Linked DNA regions of Homo sapiens: region 2 is linked to region 1. Evidence: chromatin loops called from intact Hi-C (ENCODE). Cell type or tissue: IMR-90. All regions are shown on one strand. Links, peaks and the distances in the headings refer to the core of each region. The heading gives the core; the rest is flanking DNA.

Region 1 (11,784 bases), core at 1,162-9,161:
ATTACTATTATTATTATTATTATTATTATTATTATTATTATTTTCTTTGAGATGGAGTCTTGTTCTGTCACCCAAGCTGGAGTGCAGTGGTGCTATCTCAGCTCACTGTAACCTCCACCTCCCGGGTTCGAGCAATTTTCCTACCTCAGCCTCCCAAGCAGCTGGGACTACAGGCACGCACCACCACGCCCAGCTAATTTTTGTATTTTTAGTAGAGACAGGGTTTCACCATATTGGCCAGGCTGGTCTGGAACTCCTGACCTTGTGATCCACCCACCTCAACCTCCCAAAATGCTGGGATTACAGGCATGAGCCACTGTACCCAGCCAAAAACCTATGACTTCTAATTCAACTTTTTTGTTGTTGTTGTTTTCGAGACAGGGTCTCGCTCTGTTGCCCAGGCTGGAATGCAGTGGTGCCATCTAGGTTCACTGAAGCCTTGACAGCCCGGGTTCAAGTGATTCTCCTGCCTCAGCCTCCCAAGTAGCTGGGATTATAGGCCTGCACCACCACATCTGGCTATTTTTTTTATTTTTTGCAGAGACAGGATTTCACCATGTTTCTCAGGCTGGTCTTGAACAGGCCTGGGACACTGTACCTGGCCTGAAATTTTTGTTTTAAAAAATCATTGACCAATTTTTTTGTTTTGGAGTTTTGATAAAACAGAGTAGAATTTTCCTACGTTCTTTTTTTTTTTTTTTTTTGAGACAAAGTTTCACTGTTGTTGCTCAGGCTGGAGCACAATGGTGTGATCTTGGCTCATTGCAACCTCCGCCTCCCGGGTTCAAGCGAGTCTCCTGCCTCAGCTTCCTGAGTAGCTGGGATTACAGGTGCCCGCCACCACGCCCAGCTAATTTTTGTATATTTAGTAGAGACGGGGTTTCACCATGTTGACCAGGCTGGTCTTGAACTTCTGGCCTCAGGTGATCCACCCTTCTCGGACTCCCAGTGTGCTGGGATTACAGGCATGAGCCACCGCACCCGGCTCCTACATTCTTAATGAATGACTGTATTAGAAAATGAGGCCGTGGTGGCTCACGCGTGGGCCTGTAATCCCAGCACTTTGGGACGCCGAGGCAGGTGGATCACGAGGTCAGGAGTTCAGACCAGCCTGACCAACATGGTAAAAACCCATCTCTACTAAAAATACAAAAATTAGCCTGACATGGTGGCTTGTGCCTATAATCCCAGCTACTTGGGAGGCTGAGACAGGAGAATCGCTTGAATCTGGGAGGCGGAGGTTGCAGTGAGCTGAGATCACGCCACTGCACTCCAGCCTGGGTGACAGAGCGAGACTCTGTCTCAAAAAGAAAAGAAAAGAAAAGGAACAACAACTGTATATTTTAGGGAGAAAAACTGAAAGAAAGAAATTAGGCCAGGCATGGAGGCTCACGTCTGTAATCCTGACACTTTGGGAGACTAAGGCAGGAAGATTGCTTAAGTCCAGGGGTTGGAGACCAGCCTGCGCAACATAGTGAGACCTTGTCTCTGCAAGAAAAAAATAAGATAAAATTAGCCTGGCATGGTGGCTACTTAGGAGGCAGAGGTGTGAGGATTGCTTGAGCCTGGGAGGTTGAGGTTGCAGTGAACTGAGAACACGCCACTGCACACTAGCCTGGGTGACAGAGCGAGACCCTGTCTCAAAAAAAAAAAAAAAAAAGAAAAGAAAAAGAAATAAAAAGAAAGAGAGAAAAGAAAAAAGGAATAAAGAAATTAGTTTTTCCACTCTGAAGTATATTTGACTCACACCACAACCCAGGAAGAAACCCAAGGGTGCTTTTGTAGCAACTGTTTATCAATAGAAAAACATTTAGTAAAACTCAACTCTTACTGCTGTGACATGTATGTAGATTCTACTTCCTTATTCTCTTGAAAAGGTGACACTGTCAAATCTCTTTATTTTTCTTTCACTCAGCTGATTAGTTCTCACCAGACATTTACGTTGGTCTGTGCGACCTCCCCTTTCTGTGCTCATCCTCCACCTTAGAGGTCTACACCACATCCCTTCCAATTATCTTTTCTCCTCCATCCAAGCCTGTTCTTGAATAAGTTCACTTTAGCATAAATACCTAATGATTAGACCTTTCTTTTTGCCTTATGATTATTGTTATTATTATTGAGATGGAGTCTCCCTCTGTCACCCAGGCTGGAGTTCAGTGGTGCAATCTCAGCTCACTGCAACCTCTGCCTCCTGGGTTCAAGTGATTCTCGTGCTTCAGCCTCCAAGTAGCTGGGATTACAGGTGCACACCACCATGCCCGGCTAATTTTTGTATTTTTAGTGGAGATGGGGTTTCACCATGTCGGCCAGGCTGGTTTTGAACCCCGTCTCGGCCTCCCAAAGTGCTGGGACTACAGGCCTGAGCCATCACAACTGGTTTTGCTTTAATATTATTATTATTGTTGTTATTATTATTTTTGAGACGGAGTCTCACTCTGTTGCCCAGGAGGGAGTGCAGTGGCACGATCTTGGCTCACTGCAACCTCCACCACCCGGGTTCAAGCAGTTCTCCTGCCTCAGCCTCCCAAGTAGCTGGGATTACAGGCGCCCACCACCATGCCTAGTTAATTTTTGTATATTTAGTAGAGATGGGGTTTCACCATGTTGGCCAGGCTGGTCTCAAACTCCTGACCTCAAGTGATCCACCCACCTCGGCCTCCCAAAGTGTTGGGATTACAGGCATGAGTCACCACACCTGGCTGGTATGTGTATTTTAGCCGGAGGAAAGACATTAGGATACAAAAATGAATCTCTAATGGTGAAATTTGCAACCCTTTCATGGTAAAGAAGATAAATCTGAGGCACCAAGAGGCTGAAGTGACACTACTGGCTGCTGGCGTCTTGAGCTGGAGCCCCTTCTTTCTCGTCCCACACCACGCTTCTCTCTTGCCACCTTGACATCCTGCCATGCAGCAACCCCTACCAAAAAATGCACTTGGATGTTATGGACCTGGGTATGCGAAAGCAAACTAAATCTCGTGACGCCAAAGTAACTAAGCCAAAGGGAAAAGTCAACCTGGGAACTGCGTCAGGCAAACCTGCCTCCCATTTTATTCCTAAATAAGATAGCTACAAAGATTTAAAAAAAAAAAAAAAAAAAGCTACATACCTCCCTTGCAGTTTGCCCACAAAGAAATTCCCTGTGAGCCTCAAGATCTTTACTCTAAAATAGTTCTGTTGGATTTCACCCTGGCAATGTAAATTGAAAGCTATCTTCACAGGTGTGGGACAAAGGCCAGAAATCAAAGTCATCCCTCTGCTCACCTGAGACAAATGTGTATCTAATTGCCCTACTGTTTATGGAAAAATGCAGATTCACTGAGCCAGGCTAAGGCATAAGTGACTATTCCTCTACCCTGCTCTCACATGTAAATTGTGTATTCAGCGAAAGGCTGATCAGGGACTCAAAATAATGCAACCGTTTGCATCTTATCTACCTAAGACCTGGAAACCCCTGCTTTGAGTGGTTCTACCTTTCCAGACCGAACAAATGTACATCTTAAATGTATTGATTGTTATCTCATGTCTCCCTAAAATATATAAAGCCAAGCTGTACCCTGACCACCTTGGGCATATGTCATTAGGACCTCCTGAGGCTGTGTTACTGGCAGGTCCTTAACCTTTGCAAAATAAACTTTCCAATTTTTTTTTTTTTTTTGAGACAGAGACTCACTTTGTCACCCAGGCTGGAGTGTAGTGGCACAATCCCAGTTCACTGTAACCTCTACCTCCCAGGTTCAAGCAATTCTCCTGCCTCAGCCTCCCAAGAACCTGGGACTACAGGCATGCGCCACCATGCCCAGCTAACTTTTGTATTTTTAGTAGAGACGGAGTTTCACCATGTTGGCCAGTTTGGTCTCAAACCCCTGACCTCGGGTGATCCCTCTGTCTCAGCCTCCCAAAGTGCTGGGATTACAGGCGAGAGCCACTGAGTCTGGCCCAATTATGCTTATAACTCAATAGTCAGTTTTCTGGATTCCTGAAGCGCAGCACTTTAAATTATATGTAGGGCACTGAAGGATTGTTTGACATCCACACCCTGGATCCCACCAGTTCCCTAGGCCTGAGAGGCCTGTCTCTCACTTCTTTGCCTTGGACTGCCACACCATTTTTCAGCCTGTCCCCCATGTCCCATCCCCCCAAATCTCCATGATTCACAAGGTATGTGAGTGTATCAGATTTCATTAAATGGTTGTGGTAATCTCAAACTACGTACGAAATATATGAGTAAAGCATATAAGAATTAGGCTATGTAAGAAGTTTCCTCTTGTTAAAGGGAAAATCTGGCTGGGCATGTTGGCTCACACCTATAATCCCAACAATTTGAGAGGCCAAGGTGGGCGGATCACTTGAGGTCAGGAGTTTGAGACCAGCCTGGCCAACATGGTGAAACCCCATCTCTACTAAAAATACAAAACTTAGCTGGGCATCGTGGTGCATGCCTGTAATTCCAGCTACTCAGGAGGCTGAGCCTGGAGAATTGCTTGACCCTGGGAGTGGAGGTTGCAGTGAGCCGAGATGGCACCACTGCACTCCAGCTTGAGTGACAGATGGAGACTTTGTCTCAAAAAAAAAAAAAAAAAAAAAGGAAAATCTGAAAAGTTCAAATCTTCACTGGGTTTTCTTGTTGGCACACTTCAGTTTCTAAATCTTCCCCCACCAACTCACTTCCTACTTCCTGTCGAACATCCTCTTTGACTGCCATGCATAGCTCTATAGCCCATTCAAAACCCCAGCCCCTGCCCACAGGACTTAGTTTTGGGTCCTTGTCTATGTCCCTCCCTGAGCAGAAGACATGGTCCTGAAACTGATTTACTAGGTCTGGAGTAATGCCTTGGGGCAAGGGGGTCAGGACAGTTCTCGAAGTCTTGGCATTCCTAATCTCATCAAAGAGTCCAGTGTGGATGTGGATGCCCTAACTCCAAATCTTCCTACCAGTGTAGTTGCAGATACAACTCTTAATTTCTTTTTTTGAGACAGAGTCTAGCTTTGTTGCCCAGGCTGGAGTGCAGTGGCACAATCTCGGCTCACTGCAACCTCTGCCTCCCCAGTTCAAGCAATTCTCCTGCCTCAGCCTCCCCTAGTAACTGGGATTACAGGCTTGTGCCACCATGCCTGGCTAATTTTTTATATTTTTGGTAGAGACAGGGCTTCGCCATGTTGGCCAGGCTGGTCTCGAACTCCTGACCTCAGGTGATCCACTTGCCTCAGCCTCCCAAAGTGCTGGGATTACAGGTGTGAGCCACTGTGCTCAGGCACGACTCTTAATTTCTTAGTTGCCCACCAGGGAACCGAAGGATCATATACACACAAACACACACACATAGTCTCCTAAAGACAAACATAAATTCTCAGTGCGGTCTAAGTGCAAATGGAGGAAGTAAAATGTTTTCCAAACACCCCCTATAATTTGCACAGTTTCTGTTCCCCTATGAATATACAATTTCACATTTCTTTTTTTTTTTGAGACGGTGTCTCGCTCTGTCACGAGGCTGGAGTGCAGTGGCGTGATCCTGGCTCACTGCAAGCTCTGCCTCCTGGGTTCACGCCATTCTCCTGCCTCAGCCTCCCAAGTAGCTGGGACTACAGGTGCCCGCCACCACGCCTGGCTAATTTTTTTTGTATTTTTTAGTAGAGATGGGGTTTCACCGTGTTAGCCAGGATGGTCTCAATCTCCTGACCTCGTGATCTGCCCGCCTCAGCCTCCCAAAGTGCTGGGATTACAGGCGTGAGCCACTGTGCCTGGCCTTCACATTTCTGTATAAGGCAATATTAATTCCTTTTCTTAATTTGCCTTCCCCTTTCCCCTTTCCAGTTGTGTCTTCTCAAGCCTGTTTGGAATATGAAAGAGGTCTGTGACTGAGCTGCTGTGCCTCTCAACAACTGCTGTCAGCTACACAAAGACCCAGCTAAAGCTCCAAAATGAATATTGTGTGTGTGTGTGTGTGTGTGTGTGTAGTTATTACTTCGGGCTATTTGTCCTACATATATTCTATTTCCTGCTTTTTAACAAAAGTCTTGTGACCCAAAGCTGATTCAAGGTATCCATTATTCAGAGTAAATAGAGAGTCATAGTCATCAAATTCCACATGAGATCCTCTGAACTCTTGTGAGTGCAGAGGGAGAGGCTCCCTAAGAACTACAATAGAGATAATAATAGTGCTTACCTCATGGGGTTGTTGGGAGGTTTCAGTGACTCATATATAACGCAAGTGTACACACAGAATCTGTAAGTAAAATGCTAAGCATGGTACCTGGTAAGTGCTTTATACGTTTTTAAAAATTATTATTATGTATATCATAGCTACAGTTTCTACACAGGATTTCAAATTTTTTTTTTTTTTTGAGACAGAATCTCACTCTATTGCCCGGCTGGAGTGCAGTGGTGCGATCTTGGCTCACGGCAACCTCTGCCTTCTGGGTTCACGTGATTCTCCTGCCTCAGCCTCCTGAGTAGCTGGGACTACAGGTGCACACCACCATGCCTGGCTAATTTTTGTATTTTTAGTAGAGACGGGGTTTCAGCATGCTGCCAGGATGGTCTTGATCTCTTGACCTTGTGATCCACCCACCTCAGCCTCCCAAAGTGCTGGGATTACAGGCATGAGCCACTGCGCCTGGCCAGGATTTCAATTTTTTAAAATGGCACTGCTCACTTCGGGAGGCCGAGGCAGGAGGATTGCTTGAGGCTAGGAGTTTGAGATCAGACTGGGCAACATAGCAAGATGCTGTCTCTACAAGAATTTTAAAAATTAGCCAGGCATGGGCATGGGGGCACGTGCCAGGAGTCCCAGCTACTCAGGAGGCGAGGTGGGAGAATTACTTGAGGCTAGGAGTCTGAGGCTGCAGTGAGACATAATTGCATCACCGCACTCCAGCCTGGGTGACAGAGCAAGACCCGTCTCAAAATAATAATAATAGTAATAAATAATAAAAGGTCATTGCTTTAAAATTGTTTGAAAACCTCAGCTCTGGATCAAACTTCAAAGTACAGGCTGAAGGAAAGTATCAATTGTCAAAGAAAGACCTTTGTACCTTCAAGGAACCCATGCTTAAAGAAAACACACTCTCTTTCATCATGTAAATCAGCCATGGGTTTTGAAAACCATAAGAATCAGGAACAGGCCAGGTGCAGTGGCTCATGCCTGTAATCCCAACACTTTGGGAGGCTGAGGCCAGAGGTTTGCTTGAGCCCAGGAGTTCAAGACCAGCCTGGGCAAAATAGTGAAACCTCATTTCTACAAAAAATTAGCCAGGCTTAGTGGCACACACCTATAGTCCTAGCTACTCATTCAGGAGGCTGAGGCAGGAGGATCACTTGAGCCTGGGAGGTTGAGGCTGCAGTGAGCTATGATCTCGCCACTGCACTCCAGCCCGGACAACACTCTGCACTTCATTCTGGACAACAGAGCAAGACCCTGTCTTAAAAAAAAAAAAATCAGTAACATTTGTGGAGCACTTTCTATGTGCTGAATGCATTGATGGTTTATTCTCTAAAACATCCCCATAAGGTAGGCTGCAGTATCATTAATGCCATTTTACAGATGGGGAACTTGAAGTCAACTAGCCTAAGAGTAAACATATTGGCTCACAAATTGGGAAATCCAGGGGAAGGCTGTCTTCCGATGTGGCTGGGCAGGTGTAGTGTGAGCCAGTAGGTCAAATCTTGTGATTATTTCTCGCCTTCTCCTTCCCAGGTCAGCTGTGATCTCAGCAAGCGTCTTTCCTCATCAAAGGCTCCATGCACGTTCCTCATTCACATCCAATGATGTAGAAACTTCTCTTCTGGTGGATCTTTTGGAAAATTAGGAAAGCTACTTTTTTGTTTGTTTGTTTTTTGAAACAGTCTCGCTCTGTCCCCCAGGCTGGAGTGCAGTGGCGCGATCTCGGCTCACCGCAAGCTCCGCCTCCCGGGTTCACGCCATTCTCCTGCCTCAGCCTCCTGAGTAGCTGGGACTACAGGCGCCCGCCACTACTCCCGGCTAATTTTTTTGTATTTTTAGTAGAGACGGGGTTTCACCGTGTTAGCCAGGATGGTCTCGATCTCCTGAGCTCGTGATCCGCCCACCTTGACCTCCCAAAGTGCTGGGATTACAGGCGTGAGCCACCGCGCCCTACCGGAAAGCTACTTTTTTGAAAGGCTTCAGCCGGCTTCTCATTGTCTCACTGCCCTGATTCAGAAATAACTGTGGCCCAGGGAAGGAGGAGAGGCTGGCTTTTCCTAATGCCTTAAACCTGAGGCTGAGTATGGAATAAATCACTCCAAAATTGCACTCCATAAATAGGGGAGGAACTTCCTTTGGGAAGTTCAGAGTTGTTGCAGATTTGTATCCCAGGAGCTGATTCTGAGAAGAGCATTCATGTGCAGGTTTATTAGGGGGTGTCCTTAAGACCTGCACCTGTGGAAGGGAAGGCCAGATAGCAAGAGAGGGCACAGGGAGAAGCTGGGCTGCGAGGCAGAGTAAGGGCTGCAGCCAGCCAGGTGACCCTTCAGACGTGCCTGCATTGGAGCAAGGTGGGCGGGAGTGAGGGGGCCAGGCCTTTCTCCCATCCCCTCCACAAACCAGGTATGGTCTGTGGGATGCCCAGGAAGGAAGCAAAGCCTGGAGTGGGGTGGGTGGCCCCTTTTTTAGAAGAGGGTAGTTCCTGGAGAGGCAATCAGCCATCAGCTTACAACACTTCCAGCAGCTGAGAGAAGAAATCCTTCCAGCCCGAGGAGGAATCTGGGCAGCACATCCCAGGAATCTGGAAGCAGTCATGGAAAAGGAAACAAGTCACTGAGAGGCCAATCCTGGATCTCAACTCAGTCCTTTCAGAGGCCACTGCTACAGCCCCCACCTCATCGCTTCCTGTTCAATGTATGCTGATTTCTACACACTGACCGCTGTAGGCATTTCTGGAAAGAATCCCAGATCAGAGTTTTTAAGTATCAGCTGCCTATCCACGTGTGTCTTGTGAGCAACTAAGAGGGCTGAAGGCAAGGAGGAAACCGGTGGTGATACACCTCATTGGGTGGTTAAAGAGACAAGATGTCTGGCCAGACTCTCACCAGAGAACTGTCCAGTCTGAACAAATGAGGAACGTGAAGAACTTGGAAAGGTTACAAGGAAGTCACCGCGATGATGAATGTTTTCCTGAACCAGCACGGACAGGAAAGAGCAAAGGCTGCAAATCAGGGCTGACCTTGGTGATCTCCGTCTTTTACATTGGGATGCAGAATTCAGCATGCAACCACATGCAATTTACAAGCACAGGCTCCTTCTGGGAAATGTGCCAAATTAGTTCATTCCTGACAAAATAATTAAAATCCTACAAATATTAGGCTCATGCATTTAGCCATTTTATTTCAGCTGTTTTGTGTGTTCATAGATAGTGAAATTAAAAACACTTGTGGCCTGGCATGGTGGGTCACACCTGTAAACCCAGCACTTTGGGAGGCTGAGGCAGGAGGTCTGCTTGAGCTCAGGAGTTTGAGACCAGCCTAGGCAACATAGTGAGATCTTGTCTCTGCAAATATTATTTAAGCTCACAACTATAATCCTAGCCCTTTGGGAAGCCAAGGCAGGTGGATCACTTGAGGCCAGGAGTTCGAGACCAGCCCAGCCAATGTGGTGAAATCCCATCTCTACTAAAGATACAAAAAAATTACAGGTGCACACCTGTAGTCCCAGCTACTCGGGAGGCTGAGGCACAAGAATCATTTGAACCTGGGAGGTGGAGGTTGCAGTGAGCAGAGATGTGCCACTGCACTCCAGCCTGGGCAACAAAGCAAGATTCTGTCTCAAAAAAAAATTATTAAAAAAATTATCCAGGGGTGGTGGCGCACACCTGTGGTCCCAGTTACTTGGGAGGCTGAGGTGGGAGGATCACTTAAGCCCAGGAGGTGGAGGCTGCAGTGAGCTATGTTCATGCTACTGCACTCCAGCCTGGGAGACAAAGCAAGACCCTGTCTCAAAAATGTAAAATTAAATATTTTAAAACAGGACAACATTACAAAATACAAATAAAAACACGTGTATTGGGGTCAAGCACAGGGACTCATGCCTGTAATCTCAACACTTTGGGCATATAAAGTGGGAGCATCACTTGAGCAGAGGAGTTTTGGGCCGGCCTGGGCACTGTAGTGAGATCCTGTCTCTACACAAAATAAACATTAAAAATTAGGAGGCTGGGGCGGGAGGATTGTTTGGACCCGGGAGTTCAAGACCAGCCTAGGCTACATAGAGAAACTCCATCTGTATTGTTAAAGAAAAAAAAATTAAAAATTAAAAAAAAAAAACATGTATTGGAAGAAAATACTCTGGCAGCTTCAAAACACCTGACAAGAGGGGGAAACCCTGATACAGCTTCAGAACTTCAGCCCATGGAAGCTGCATTCAACAAACTACTGAATCATGTCTGGTTCCCATGGCAACAGCCCTGAAGCGGCTTCACTGAACAAGACTGAATGTGATCAACTGCCAACATGGAAATATCAACCCTTCCTCTTTGTTTTTCAGCATTTCTCTCACTGACATTCTGTGTTGCAAAGCAGGCCTTGGAACGCTGCCCGTATCTCCCTCCTAGATTCACCAAATTTCAGCGGTGAAGCCCCCCTCCACTGCATTTTTAGTGTAGAACCTTGCCAGGGTTGGGGGTGGGGGAGGTGGGGGCCACTGCATACATTCTAAAGGACAAGGAAAATAATTTCAGATAGTTCCTTACCCACCCATGTCCCTCACTAAGAGCCCTGGTTTTTCTCTCAGGCAGTAACGCTTCTTTCTGTTGGACTCAAATCAGCATATTTATGTTCCATAGCAAGACAGATTTCCTAAGTAAGAGAGAAGCTATTTTTAGAGGATCTTGAAAGGGGGGAAGATCTCAGAAACGACCTAAACTTAGATCCAGCTTTTGGTACAGTGTGCCTCACAGGGACATAGACTGCACGTGCACAAACATTTCTTGCAGCCTGTTATAAACTTCCTGAGATGCCCTCAAAGCCTGCGCTGGGGTGGGGCCCAGAGCTTCCCCCTGGAGGTGCCATAGATCCTTGCCCTTCTTTCCCTTTAAGAACAGCACACTGTCAGTTCTCCAGCTCTTGAAGAGCCCTACAATGAGGTCAGACCATATCAGTGGTACATCTGGGCTGTCTGTCAGTGCATTTGGGTGAGTTCGCTTCGAGGGAAAGAATGTCAGCCGTAGTGAGTTTGTGGTTAGAGAGTCACTTGTAGATATGAGTGTGGACCCCACGCTGGAGTGCAGTGGCACCATCTCAGCTCACTGATGGAATATTTGATGATTTCTATCACCAAATGAAGCCAGGGGATGGGTGTGTGGGAGGTTATGATACTATTCTCACTACCATGGTGGATAGTGAGCATAAAAATTACACGTGGCCAGGTGCGGTGGCTCACACCTGTAATCCCAGCACTTTGGGAGGCCGAGGCAGGCGGATCACCTGAGGTTGGGAGTTTAAGACCAGCCTGACCAACATGGAGAAACCCCGTCTCTACTAAAAATATAAAATTAGCCCGGCATGGTGGCGCATGCCTGTTATCCCAGCTACTTGGGAGGCTGAGGCAGGAGAATCGCTTGAACCTGGGAGGCGGAGCTTGCAGTGAGCTGAGATGGTGCCACTGCACTCCAGCATGGGTGGCAGAGTGAGACTCTGTCTGAAAAAAAAAAGAAAAAAAAAAAAAAGAAAGTACACATAACCAGCCCTGGTGGAAGGTTATAAGGTTATGTGTTCCTGGAGGAAGCATTCTTTCAATTGAGACCTCAAGGATAAGATCAGCTAGCAGGCCC
Region 2 (11,784 bases), core at 2,615-10,614, 85 kb after region 1:
TCCTAACTGCCTTAGCTAGAACTGCACAAGCTCATGAAGCAACCCCAAATTTAGAGATATGTGGCAGTAGGAGGGAAGGCAGGATATGCACAGGCAAGAACAGACTGTGATGCCAATTCTGCAAGCTTCCTGACTCCTGCTTGCTGTCTACCAGGGTTGCCAGATCCTCAGCCTCGCTGTCTTTGTGACTGGGCTGCTCGAAGCTGTGGCTATAACAGGCAGCTCTCAATGTCATGCTGACACTGGGGAGCAGCAGCACCTTGACACAAAATCTCTTCTTTCTCCCAGCCTGCCACAGTTCATGAGATCCTCATTATTGCGTTGTTCTTTTGCTTAAAGTATGATTGACAGAATGTCACTTTCAGAAGCACAGTGTATATTACAAAAGAACAGAAAGAAGACTGGAAGCATAGTCACTACCTATATGTTCTGCTGCTCTGGGCCATGGAGCTGCTCAATGACCCCAGGTTTGGTCGCCAGAACCCTCACTGCTACTTTATCCTCCATAGACATCCATCCACACAGACCTCTCCCACTGAAGTCCTGCCACCTCCCAGGAGCTCTTGCAGAGGCAGGGGCTGGATCCATCTCTTCTCCTAGTGTTGGGGGGTGAGTGTGTCCAGGGTGGGGAATCCATCATCGCACCCCTGATCTTATCCTAGAAAAAGAAAACTGCTTTCTCTTCCCTCTCTGGGACAATTGATATAATTCTTCTAGACAGACCAGCCCTCTTAAACAAAGGCCTGAGACTGGGGAATGTGTTCGGCCCCTATGTTCCTGGCCAAAGAAGCCCGGAAGTTTATCCTTTCGTTCCAGAATAGAGTGGCAGCAGGGAGATTTCTTTCTTGCTTTTTGGTGATGAGAGAAAGGATAGAAGCAAGGGATTACAGCAGAAACAATGAAAGGGCCGCAAACTCTGCTGGGCTTAGATTCATTCATTTGTTGAACAAATATCTGTTGAGTGTCTATACCAAGTACTGGGAATACAAAAACAAGGTCCTGCTCTTGTGAAACTTAGAGACTGAACAAGGAGATGGTTAGAAATCAGATAATCACTCCAAGACAGCGGTTTTCAACCAGGGGGCAATTTTGCCCTCCAGGGGACATTTGGGAGTATCTGGAGACATTTTTGTCACAACTGCAGGGGCTGCTACTGACATCTAATAGGTAGAGGCCAAGGATGCTGCTGAACAGCCTACAATACACGGAACAACCCCTGTACAATAAAGAATGATCTGGCCCAAAATGCCAATAGTGCCAAGGCTGAGAAACCCTGCACTAAGGCAGTGGTTATCAAAGTGTGCTCCACAGACAGGTGGCATCAGCATCGCCTGGGAACTTGTTGGAAATGCAGATTCTTCAGTCCTATTCTAAACCTACTGAATCAGAAATTCTGGAGGTGGAAGCCAGTGACCTATGTTTTAATGAGCCCTCCAGGGGATTCTGGTGCACACTAATGTTTGAGAACCACTTAATTAAGGAATGGAAGGGATCTATCATTACAAACGGAGACAAATGTTCTGAAGGAAAAGGACTGTACCAATGCTACTCACAAAGCGGATCGGCGGCATCAGCATCATCAGACAGCTCATTAGAAATATGAATTATTGGCAGGGCGCGGTGGTTCACGTCTGTAATCCCAGCACTTTGGGAGGCCGAGGCGGGCGGATCATGAGGTCAGGAGATCGAGACCATCCTGGCTAACACGGTGAAACCCCATCTCTACTAAAAATACAAAAAATTAGCGGGGCATGGTGGCAGGCGCCTGTAGTCCCAGCTACGCGGGAGGCTGAGGCAGGAGAATGGCGTGAACCCGGGAGGCGGAGTTCACAGTGAGCCAAGATCCTGCCACCGCACTCCAGCCTGGGCGACAGCGTGAGACTCTGTCTCAAAAAAAGGAAAGAAAAAGAAAAAAAGAAACACAAATCATTGTGCCCCATCCTAGACCTACTCAATCAAGGGGAGGTGGGTAGGGACCAGATCAAGAAAACCACGAAGGGGGGTGGCATTCTAAGTAATTAAGACTTTACAGGCTGGGTGCAGTGGCTCACACCTATAATCCCAGCAGTTTGGGAGGCTGAGGTGGGAGGATCATCTGAGGTCAGAAGTTCGAGACCAGCCTGGCCAGCATGGTAAAACCCCATCTCTACTATAAATACAAAAATTAGTCAGGCATAGTGGTGGACACCTGTAATCCTAGCTACTCTGAAGGCTGAGGCAGGAGAATTGCTTGAACCCAGGAGGCGGAGGTTGCAGTGAGCCGAGATTGCGCCACTGTACTCCAGCCTGGTCGACAGAGCAAGACTGTCTCAAAAAAACTAAAAACAAAAACAAAAACCCTAGAAGATAGGTGTTGTAGGGGAGAATGATGGAGATAAGGTTGTAGATAGGAAGATGGGAAGCTGAGGTACCTCATGCCTGAAAGCATCCATTTGTCCGGGTTGGCAGAGGTCAGAGAAGGAGGAAGACAATGGCTTTAGAAGATAGTGAAGGTTTAAAGCAGGCTTCATGGGACTGGAAGAGGGAGCTGACCAGGTACCAGTGCACAATTAACCGAGGTGCCAGGGTCTGCTTGAGGGTCAGTGGTCACGTACGTGGCCACTAACTGCAGCTGTGTAGTACTCAGCAGTCTTGGTGTGGGGACTAGAAATATGAAGATTGGCTCAATCTATGAATTTTCTCCAAATTTCATTCCCTGCGACACAGCTCCTCTTTTAATTCTTCTGATTATATGCTGGGGCAGAGACTGTTACTTGAACCCTATTATTCATTCTAACTTAACTGGGCACATGGCTTCCTTGAGTAAAGATTACATTTCTAAGCCTGTCTTCCAAGTTTGATGTGGTCACATGACAAAGTTCTGACTAAAAGGATATAACTGGAAGTTTTGTACATGATTTGATTACCAGTCCTTAAAGGGGCAGGCATGACCATCATTCTTTCTTCCTGTTTCCCCCTGGCTGGAATGCAGACACAATGGCTTGAACTCAAGCAACTGCTTTGGGTCATGAAGGGGAAACCACGTGTTTAAATGGCAAAGAAACAAGATAGAAGAAATCTTAGTCTGGTATGATAATGAAGCCTGTAATCAGCACTGGACCAGCTGCCCCTGGTCCAGTGCTGATTTTTTTACATGAAGAAAAAATCTACATGCACAAGTTTTCTGTTATATGTAACTGAAGCTAATCCGAAATTGTCCGTTCTCCCTGCTCTCGTGGTCAGCCTCACCTGCATTTATATTCTGTCAATTCCAGATGCCTATGTCTTTCTCAACTCCCTGTTTCAGCTTCCTCTGGGTCTTTTTGAATACCTAACTCATGGTTTGACCTGGCATCAGCTCTGCTTGTTCAAATCTCTGATCAAAGGCATACCAAATTTGCCTCTGGGGCATCTCTGTTTATATTTTACTTCTGATTAAATTGCAGTGGAAATCCCACAAATTATTTCTCACTTATTTTTGGTACTGCATCATTTTCATAGTGCTATCAATAACTATGCCATCATGTTTTATAGAAGAAAACGTATGAATTCCTTTATATCTTGTGGGTGGAAAAAGGTATTTCTAACTCAAAGTTGAGATGTAATAAAAGATTAATAAATGTGATAATTTAAAAAGAAGAGGCCAGGCATGTTGGCTCACACCTGTAATCCTGGCACTTTGGGAGGCCAAGGCAGGCAGCTCACCTGAGGTCAGGAGTTTGAGACTAGCCTGGCCAACAAGGTGAAACCCCATCTCTACTAAAAATATAAAAATTAGCTAGGCATGGTGGCAGGCGCCTGTAATCCTAGTTACTTGGGAGGCTGAGGCAGGAGAATTGCTTCAATCTGGGAGGCCGAGGTTGTAGTCAGCCGAGATCGCGCCACTGCACTCCAGCCTGGGTGACAAAGCAAGGCTTCGTCTTAAAAAAAAAAAAAATCACACACACACACACACACACACACACACACACACACGCACGCACACAATAAAATGAAGAAATTTTGCATGACAAAAAGTACAATAAGCAAACTAAAAAATAACCCCACCATAAATAAAGTCAAAAGACAGGTAAATGACTTGGAGGAAATAATTTGCAACATGTATTACATGTGTTATGGATAAAGGGATTAATCCCCTTATCTGTCTATTGAACAAGTTGAGAGGGAGAAATTGGCTGGAGAACAGAAAGGAAGAGAAGGGGAGGGAAAGGAAGAAAAGGGAAGAGAAGGAAGGGGAGAGGAGGGGAGGAGAGGAGAGGAGAAGGAAGGGAAGAAAATGAACAGAGTGAGTATCCTGTGAACATGCTGGGACAGAGGATAGGGCATAGGAAGACAAAAAGGGACTGTCATCAACTTTGGTGCTAAACGAAGGGAAAGAGGAGCAGGTGGCCCAGATCTGGATGGGTTTGGATGTTTAATTGCATGAGGAAGCAAGTCAACAGCTGCGAAGGAGAAGAGGGAAATTTAAAATAATCCTGGTGGAGGGGAGGAGCCTGTATTTGGCTAAAAGACCAGACTCTGTTGAGTGAGTGCAGCTGGTGAGGATGAATTTACAAAGGAGTTGTTGTCCCTATGAGTGACTTTTCCCTGGCAGTTCTTGAGAATAGAGTTATTTGACTTTTTATTGTCTTCTCACGCAAAGGAGTCCCTTCTAATTTGACTTTGTCATTATGGGAACTTTTTCCCTACAGATCCATAAGGAGGAAAGAAATGAAGGGATGGTCAGCAAAAAGCAGTTTAATTACTACTAAAAATAGCATAGGCCGGGTGCAGTGGCTCACAACTATAATCCTAGCACTTTGGGAGGCTGAGATGGGTGGATCACTTGAGGTCAGGAGTTCGTGACCATCCTGGCCAACATGGCAAAACCCTGTCTCTACTAAAAATATAAAAATTAGTTGGGCTCAGTGGCATGTACCTGTAATCCCAGCTATTAGAGAGGCTGAGGCAGGAGAACAGCTTGAACCTGGGAGGCAGAGGTGGCAGTAAGCCGAGATCATGCCACTGCACTCCAGCCTGGGCAACAGAGCGAGACTCCATCTTAAAAAAAAAAAAAAAAAAAGCATAGACAAGGCATGGTGGTTTACGCCTGTAATCCCAGCACTGTGGGAGCCTGAGGTGGGAGGACTGCTTGAGCCCAGGAGTTCAAGACCAGTCTGGACAACACAGTGAAACTCCCTGTGTAGCTAGGCATGGTGGTACATGCCTTGTATTCCCAGCTACTTGGTGGGAAGTGGGGAGGGAGAATAGGGTGGACTGCTAAGGCAGGAAGATCACTTGATCGTGGGAGATCAAGGCTGCAGTGAGCCATGATCGTGCCACAGCACTCCAGCCTGGGTGACACAGTGAAATCCTGTCTCAAAATAAATACAAATTTTAAAAGTATGTTCAATTCATTAAGTTTGTCAAGTAAAACAAGTAAGCAACATCAGACACAGAGAGAGGTAGAAAAACTCAGAAGTTTCTGAAAGGGACATTACGGACAACTGTTAGGGGAAGGCTGGTGGTAAGTTTTTCTTATCACCTTAATTCAGAGGACACTCTCACTACTTTTTGCAACATGGTTGGGTGACTAAGCCCTTGCTCAGAGTTCAAAGTCCTAATGCTATTAATCTCTGAGATGATTCTCTGAAGAGGGTAGGACGCAGATTGTCTACGTCTGAAGTGGCTGTGGGTGCAGAAGATATCTAAACATTTGCAATTTGTTTGTTCCTTCTTTGCCACAACCCCACCCCCACTCCATGCAATCTGCAGATTAAATACACATGAATTGTTTCCTGTTATGAAAATCTCCTCTGCTGGGTGCAGTGGCTCATGCCATGACTGAGATCACGCCATTGCACTTCAGCCTGGGCGACAGGGCGAGACTCCATCCCAAAAAAAAAAAAGAAAATCTCCTCATGCCCAGGGCTCATAAGAATGGCCTTGGGCCTTAGGGGATGGTAAATTACATGCTAAGAGAATGTGAACATGGCTAAGTTATTTTGTAAAGGGGAAAAGGCATTAGGACCTTGGCATCCTTAATGAGAGCAGAATACTGACTAATGCTCCATAGAAAAGATTAGCAAATCTGTAATGACAATATTATTAAAAAGAAAAAAAAAAAGCCAGTCCTCTGGGGTTCAGAGGAAGGAAAAGTCTCAGGTGTCCTGCCTGGAAAGCTATGTCTGCATCTAAGTACTGCCAGAGCCCCAGCTCTGTGGGTCTGCAGGGCTGTGCACCAGAAGACCGAAAAGCTGCTATGGAGTCACTGGTCTGCTTTGATGGGTAGCTGCTGTTTGTTGGGAAACTGCTGTTTTCAGGTAGGGAAGGATGTGATGTCAGGGAGAACCCAGCCAGAGTTGAGATTTCCTTGCTGTTTGAAGGTAGATTGTCAGCGTGGGCTTGTTTCTGTGGGTTATGTTGACCTGGAAGTCTTCCAGCCCTTAGATCCATAGGGCTGGTTCTAGGCAAGAAGGTCTGTGTCTCCCTCCTGAGAAGCCTCCGATACCCCCTGACTCTGGGAGAGACTTCTAGGCATCATTCTAATAACCCAGCTTCAAACTTACTGCCTATGCAGAGAGCTGATGTGAAAGTATTTGCATTTTGAAGGGGGACTCCACAGGACTCAAAGAAATGCATTTCATTTTGTTTTGTTTTAAGATAGTCTCACTCTGTTACCCAGGCTGGAGTGCAGTGGCACAATCTAGGCTCACTGCAACCTCTGCCTCCCAGGTTGAAGCAATTCTCCTGCCTCAGCCTCCTGAGTAGCTGGGACTACAGGCGTGTGCCACCATGCCTGGCTAATTTTTTGTATTTTTTGGTAGAGATGGGGTTTCACCATGTTGGCCAGGCTGGTCTCCAACTCCTGGCTTCAAGTGATCCACCTGCCTCGGCCTCTGAAAGTGCTGGGATTGCAGGCGTGAGCCACCACATCTGTCCAGGAATGCATTTCTAATGGTGGAACTGCAAGTACGTAGAGTGAAAAAGATACTTTGGGCAGGATGTTCTACCCTGTGCTGTTCAAATTACCTGTTAAATAGGAATCAGGTAATTTGTGGGTATTAGTGGGTAGCCACCCACTTCATCCTTTTGAGAGCCTGGCTCTGCCCTTTGGAAGTTTAGAAACATCTGGCTCACCGTTTTTCTGAAAAGTATGCTGACTTCAGTCAGTTGTAAGGACTTACTGATAATGAGTATTTACAACTAGACACTATTAGTGGACAGCAGGTTAAGTGCTTTTCTCTTTCAGAGAAAAGGTTTTATTATCTCCTTTTTTTTTTTTTAGGGGGGGACAGGGTCTCACTCTGTTACCCAGGCTGGAGTGTTGTGGCATGGTGTCGGCTCACTGCAACCTCCATCTCTCAGGTTCAAGCAATTCTCCTGCCTCAGCCTCTCGAGTAGCTGGGATTACAGGCACCCACTATCACACCCAGCTAATTTTTGTATTTTTAGTAGAGACCATGTTTCACCATGTTGGCCAGGCTGGCCTCAAACTCCTGACCTCAGGTGACCCACCCGCCTCGGCCTCCCAAAGTGCTGGGATTACAGGCGTGAGCCACCGTGCCCGGCTGCCTCCTTTTTATAGAACAGGAACAACAGGAGCCCCAGGAGCTGGTGCTGCGGCCTGCAGGAGACATGAAGTTAGCACTTTGCCTCTCTCCTGAGTCTATATGGCCATCCACAACAAAGGAGGAAGCCAATTAAAGATAATAAGCCTAAGGAAAGCGATGTCTTCAGATTATTTTCTACTTCAATTGAGTTGGGGCATCTGAGTTTCTTAATTACACATTTTTCTTTCATTTATGCTTTTATTAGTGATTTTCCATGGCTTGGGCTTTAAGAAAGCCACTTTAGCAACGAGGCACTCTGACACTGGGGTTGTTATAACACACATGAGAGATGTTTCTAAAACACACAGAGGATTTGGGTCACAGCTATTCAGTACAGGGTTGTCTGCTGTATCTATTTTAATGATTTAATAATTAATGAGTTCAACATGCTCTGGTTCAATTTTTTTCTTCAATTAATACTAACTTTCAAATTATTTTCTGAGATTGGGAATAGTAATTGTTATTCATTTTCAGATAATAGCACTCTTCGCAGTTTTTTTTTTTTTTTTTTCGAGACAGAGTCTTGCTCTGTCACCCAGGCTGGAGTGCAGTGGCATTATCTCGGCTCACTGGAACCTCTACCTCCAGGGTTCAAGCGATTCTCCTGCCTCAGCCTCCCAAGTAGCTGGGACTATAGGCACGTTCCACCATGCCAGGCTAATTTTTTGTATTTTTAGTAGAGACGGGGTTTCACCGTGTTAGCCAGGATGGTCTCGATCTCCTGACCTCGTGATCCGCCCGCCTCGGCCTCCCAAAGTGCTGGGAATACAGGTTTGAGCCACTACGCCCGGCTCTTTGCAGTTTTAGTATTTTAATATCTTTTTAGCCAACTCTGCCACATATGAGCTCTGTCACGGCTTATCTATTAATACATTCTCTGCCTCAGTTTCTTCATCTGTAAAAGGGACATAATAATAGTATCTTTTTTTTAAGAGGTGCTGGGGAATGAACCCAGGGAATAACAATATCTTAATCACAGCATTGTAGTGAAGAGTAAATAAAGAAATTCATGTAAATCATGCTCTTATTACAGTTCTGGAACCCTCTACCAAGTTTAGCTATTATTAACATTATTATAATTGTTTTGAATTACAAAATTAGTATGTGCTTGTTATTAAAAAAAAAAAAAAGAAAAAAGTTCAGGCCGAGTGTAGTGGCTCATGCCTATAATCCCAGCACTTTGGGATACTCAGTTGGATCGCTGAGCTCAGGAGTTCGAGACCAGCCTGGACAACATGGTGAAACCCCATCTCAACAAAAAATACAAAAATTAGCTGTGCCTAGTGGTGTGTGCCTGTAGTCCCAGCTTCTCGGGAGGCTGAGGTGAGAGGATCACTTCAGCCTGGGAGGCGGAGGTTGCAGTGAGCCAAGATCGTGCCACTGCACTCTGACCTGGGTGACAGAGTAAGACTCTGCCCCCAACAACAACAACAACAACAAAAGGCGAGGCACTGTGGCTCATGCTTGCAATCCTAGCACTTTGGGAGGCTGAGGCAAGAGGATCATTTGAGGTCAGGAGTTTGAGACCAGCCTGGCCTGGCCAACATGGTGAAACCCTGTCCTACTAAGAAATACAAAAAAATGAGCTGGGCATGGTGGTGCGCACCTGTAATCCCAGCTACTCAGAGGCTGAGGCAAGAAAATAGGTTGAACCCAAGAGGCAGAGGTTACAATGAGCCAAGACCAAGCCACTATACTCCAGCCTGGGTGACAGAATGAGACCCTGTCTCAAAAAAAAAAAAAAAAATTCAAAACAATCTAAAACATAGAGGTTTATAAAGTAAGAAATGATAGCGTCCTCTCTTGACCCAGCCCCACCCAATCCTGCTTTCTGGAGATAACCACTGTATTTGGACCACAGTCTTTCCAGGCATACTCATGCAATGTCTTGGAACTTTGCCTGTCCCATCTAACAAATTGACCATGACATCTCTCCACAGCAGCTCTGCGGGAAGCACCTCTTTACATAATATGGGTATCATCTGACCTTGCCTGATTTGTATGTGGCTCCAGTATGTGTTTAGAGTGTCTTTCACATTACTGTGTAGTTAAACCCTCCTTCTTTTCCTTAGACCTACTGGGTTTTGTCTAATGCTTTTAAAGACCTTTGCAGTCAGGAGCATTGAGAAATACACTTGCCAGGATTGGAAAATGAAGAGGTCCGGTGTGGTGGCCTGTAATCCCATCATTTTGGGAGGCTGAGGCAGGAGGATTGCTTTAGTCCAGGAGTTTGAAACTAGCCTAGGCAACATAGTGAGACCTCGTCTCTACAAAAAATGATAAAAAAAAAAATCAGCTGGGCATGGTGATGTACTCCTGTAATCCTAGCTTCTCAGGTGTGTTAGGTGATAGATCACTTGAGCCCAGGAGGTTGAGGCTGCAGTGAGCTCTAATCATGCCACTGCATTCCAGCCTGGGCAACAGAGTGAGACCGTATCCGGAAAAAAAAAAATCCACTCAAAGGTATTTGTCAAAAAAACAAGTGGATATTCAAAAAGAGAAAAAAAACTGAGTGATTGTTACATCTTTGACAGTGAGATGTTTCTATTAATATGCTTTTTAAGTTGAAAGATAAAGTTGTATATATTTACCATGTACAACATGATGTTTTAAAATACACATACATTATGGAATGACTAAATCTAGCTAATTAACACGGGCATTGCCTCACATAGTTTTCACTTTTGTGGTAAGAACACTTCACATCTGCCCTCTTAGCATTTTCCAAGAATACAATGTATTATTGACTATCACCACCACAATGTATAACAGATCTCTTGAAGTTATTCCTCCTATTTAACTGGAATTTTGGCCATCATCTCTCCAGACTGTCCTCCTCACAACCACCTCATCTCCTGGTAACCACCAGTTTACTTTCTCTCTCCTCTTTTTTTCATTTTTATTTTTTTGAGATGGAGTGTAGCTTTGTCGCTCAGACTGGAGTGCAGTGGCACAATCTTGGCTCACTGCAGCCTCTGCCTCCCACATTCAAGTGATTCTCCTGCCTCAGCCTCCCAAGTAGCTGGGATTACAGGTGCATGCCACCATGCCCAGCTAATTTTTGTATTTTTAGTAGAGACAAGGTTTCACCATGTTGGCCAGGCTGGTCTCCAACTCCAGACTTCAGGAGATCCGCCCGCTTCAGCCTCCCAAAGTACTGGGATTACAGGCATGAGCCCCCATGCCTGGCCCACCATTTTACTCTCTACCTCTGCAAGATCAACTTTTTTGGTTTCTACATTTAAGTGAGATCACACAGTATTTGTCTTTCTGTGACTGGCTTATTTCACTTAACATAATGTCCTCTAGGTTCACTGCGTGTTGTTGCAAATGACAGGAGTTTTCTTTTATGGCTAAATAGTATTCCATTGTTTGTATATACCATATTTTCTTTATCAGTTTATCCATTGATGGACACTTAGACTGATTTCTTTCTTCCTTTCTTTCTTTTTTTTTGAGACAGAGTCTCACTCTGTTGCCCAGGCTGGAGTGCAGAGGCGTGATCTTGGCTCACTACAACCTCCACATCCCGGGTTCAAGTGATTCTCCAGCCTCAGCCTCTTGAGTAGCTGGGATTACAGGCATGCACCAACACACTCGGCTAATTTTTGTATTTTTATTACAGACGGGGTTTCACCATGTTGGCCAGGCTGGTCTCAAACTCCTGACCTCAAGCGTTCCATCCACTGTGGCCTCCCAGAGTGTTGGGATTACAGGTGTGAGCCACCGTGCCCAGCCTGGTCAATTTCATGTCTTGGCTATTGTGACTAGTGATGCAAAGAACATGGGAGTGCAGATATCTTTATGAGGTAGTGATTTATTTTCCTTTGGATATATACCTGGTAGTGGGATTGCTGGATCTTATGATAGTTCTATTTTTAATTTTTTGAGGATTTTCTATAATGCTTTCCAAAATGACTATACTACTTTACATTTTCACCAACAGGTACAAGGGTTCCCTTTTCCATCCTCACTAGCACTTGTTACCTCTTGTCTTTTCTTTTTTTGTCTTTTTTTTTTTTTGAGACGGAGTCTTGCTGTTGTCACCCGGGCTGGAGTGCAATGGCATGATCTTGGCTCACTTCAACCTCGGCCTCCTGGGTTCAAGCAATTCTCCTGCCTCAGCCTCCCGAGTAGATGAGATTACAGGTGCCCGTCACCACTCCTGGCTAATTTTTGTATTTTTAGTAGAGACAGGGCTTCACCATGTTGG

The links. A loop is a pair of places that touch in the nucleus more often than their neighbours do. Peaks named below come from ENCODE experiments on the same cell type or tissue, not always from the same donor. Only the 100,000 strongest peaks of a DNase experiment are listed, where the experiment ranks them.
Region 2: a loop joins it to region 1, with 2.6 times the contacts of the local background. A loop is called at or near these places in 7 of 110 quality-filtered maps.

Annotation. Positions count from the first base shown.
Region 1 is chr20:5,648,671-5,660,454 of GRCh38, forward strand. LOC124904864 (a long non-coding RNA gene) reads right to left here and starts at 8,898. Exons shown (of 2, transcript XR_007067511.1): 1 at 8,675-8,898; 2 at 7,460-7,794. RefSeq lists enhancers at 1,334-1,423, 2,014-2,093, 2,124-2,173, 4,475-4,574, 7,874-8,374 and 1 more. In IMR-90, for the core only: no CTCF peak of the experiment used is centred there; DNase peaks (open chromatin) are centred at 4,211, 6,081 and 8,901; H3K27ac peaks cover 3,781 bases.
Region 2 is chr20:5,731,849-5,743,632 of GRCh38, forward strand. No RefSeq gene overlaps it. Among named protein-coding and RNA genes, the nearest start is that of SHLD1, 13 kb to the right of the region's middle. In IMR-90, for the core only: no CTCF peak of the experiment used is centred there; DNase peaks (open chromatin) are centred at 5,623 and 9,503; H3K27ac peaks cover 2,421 bases.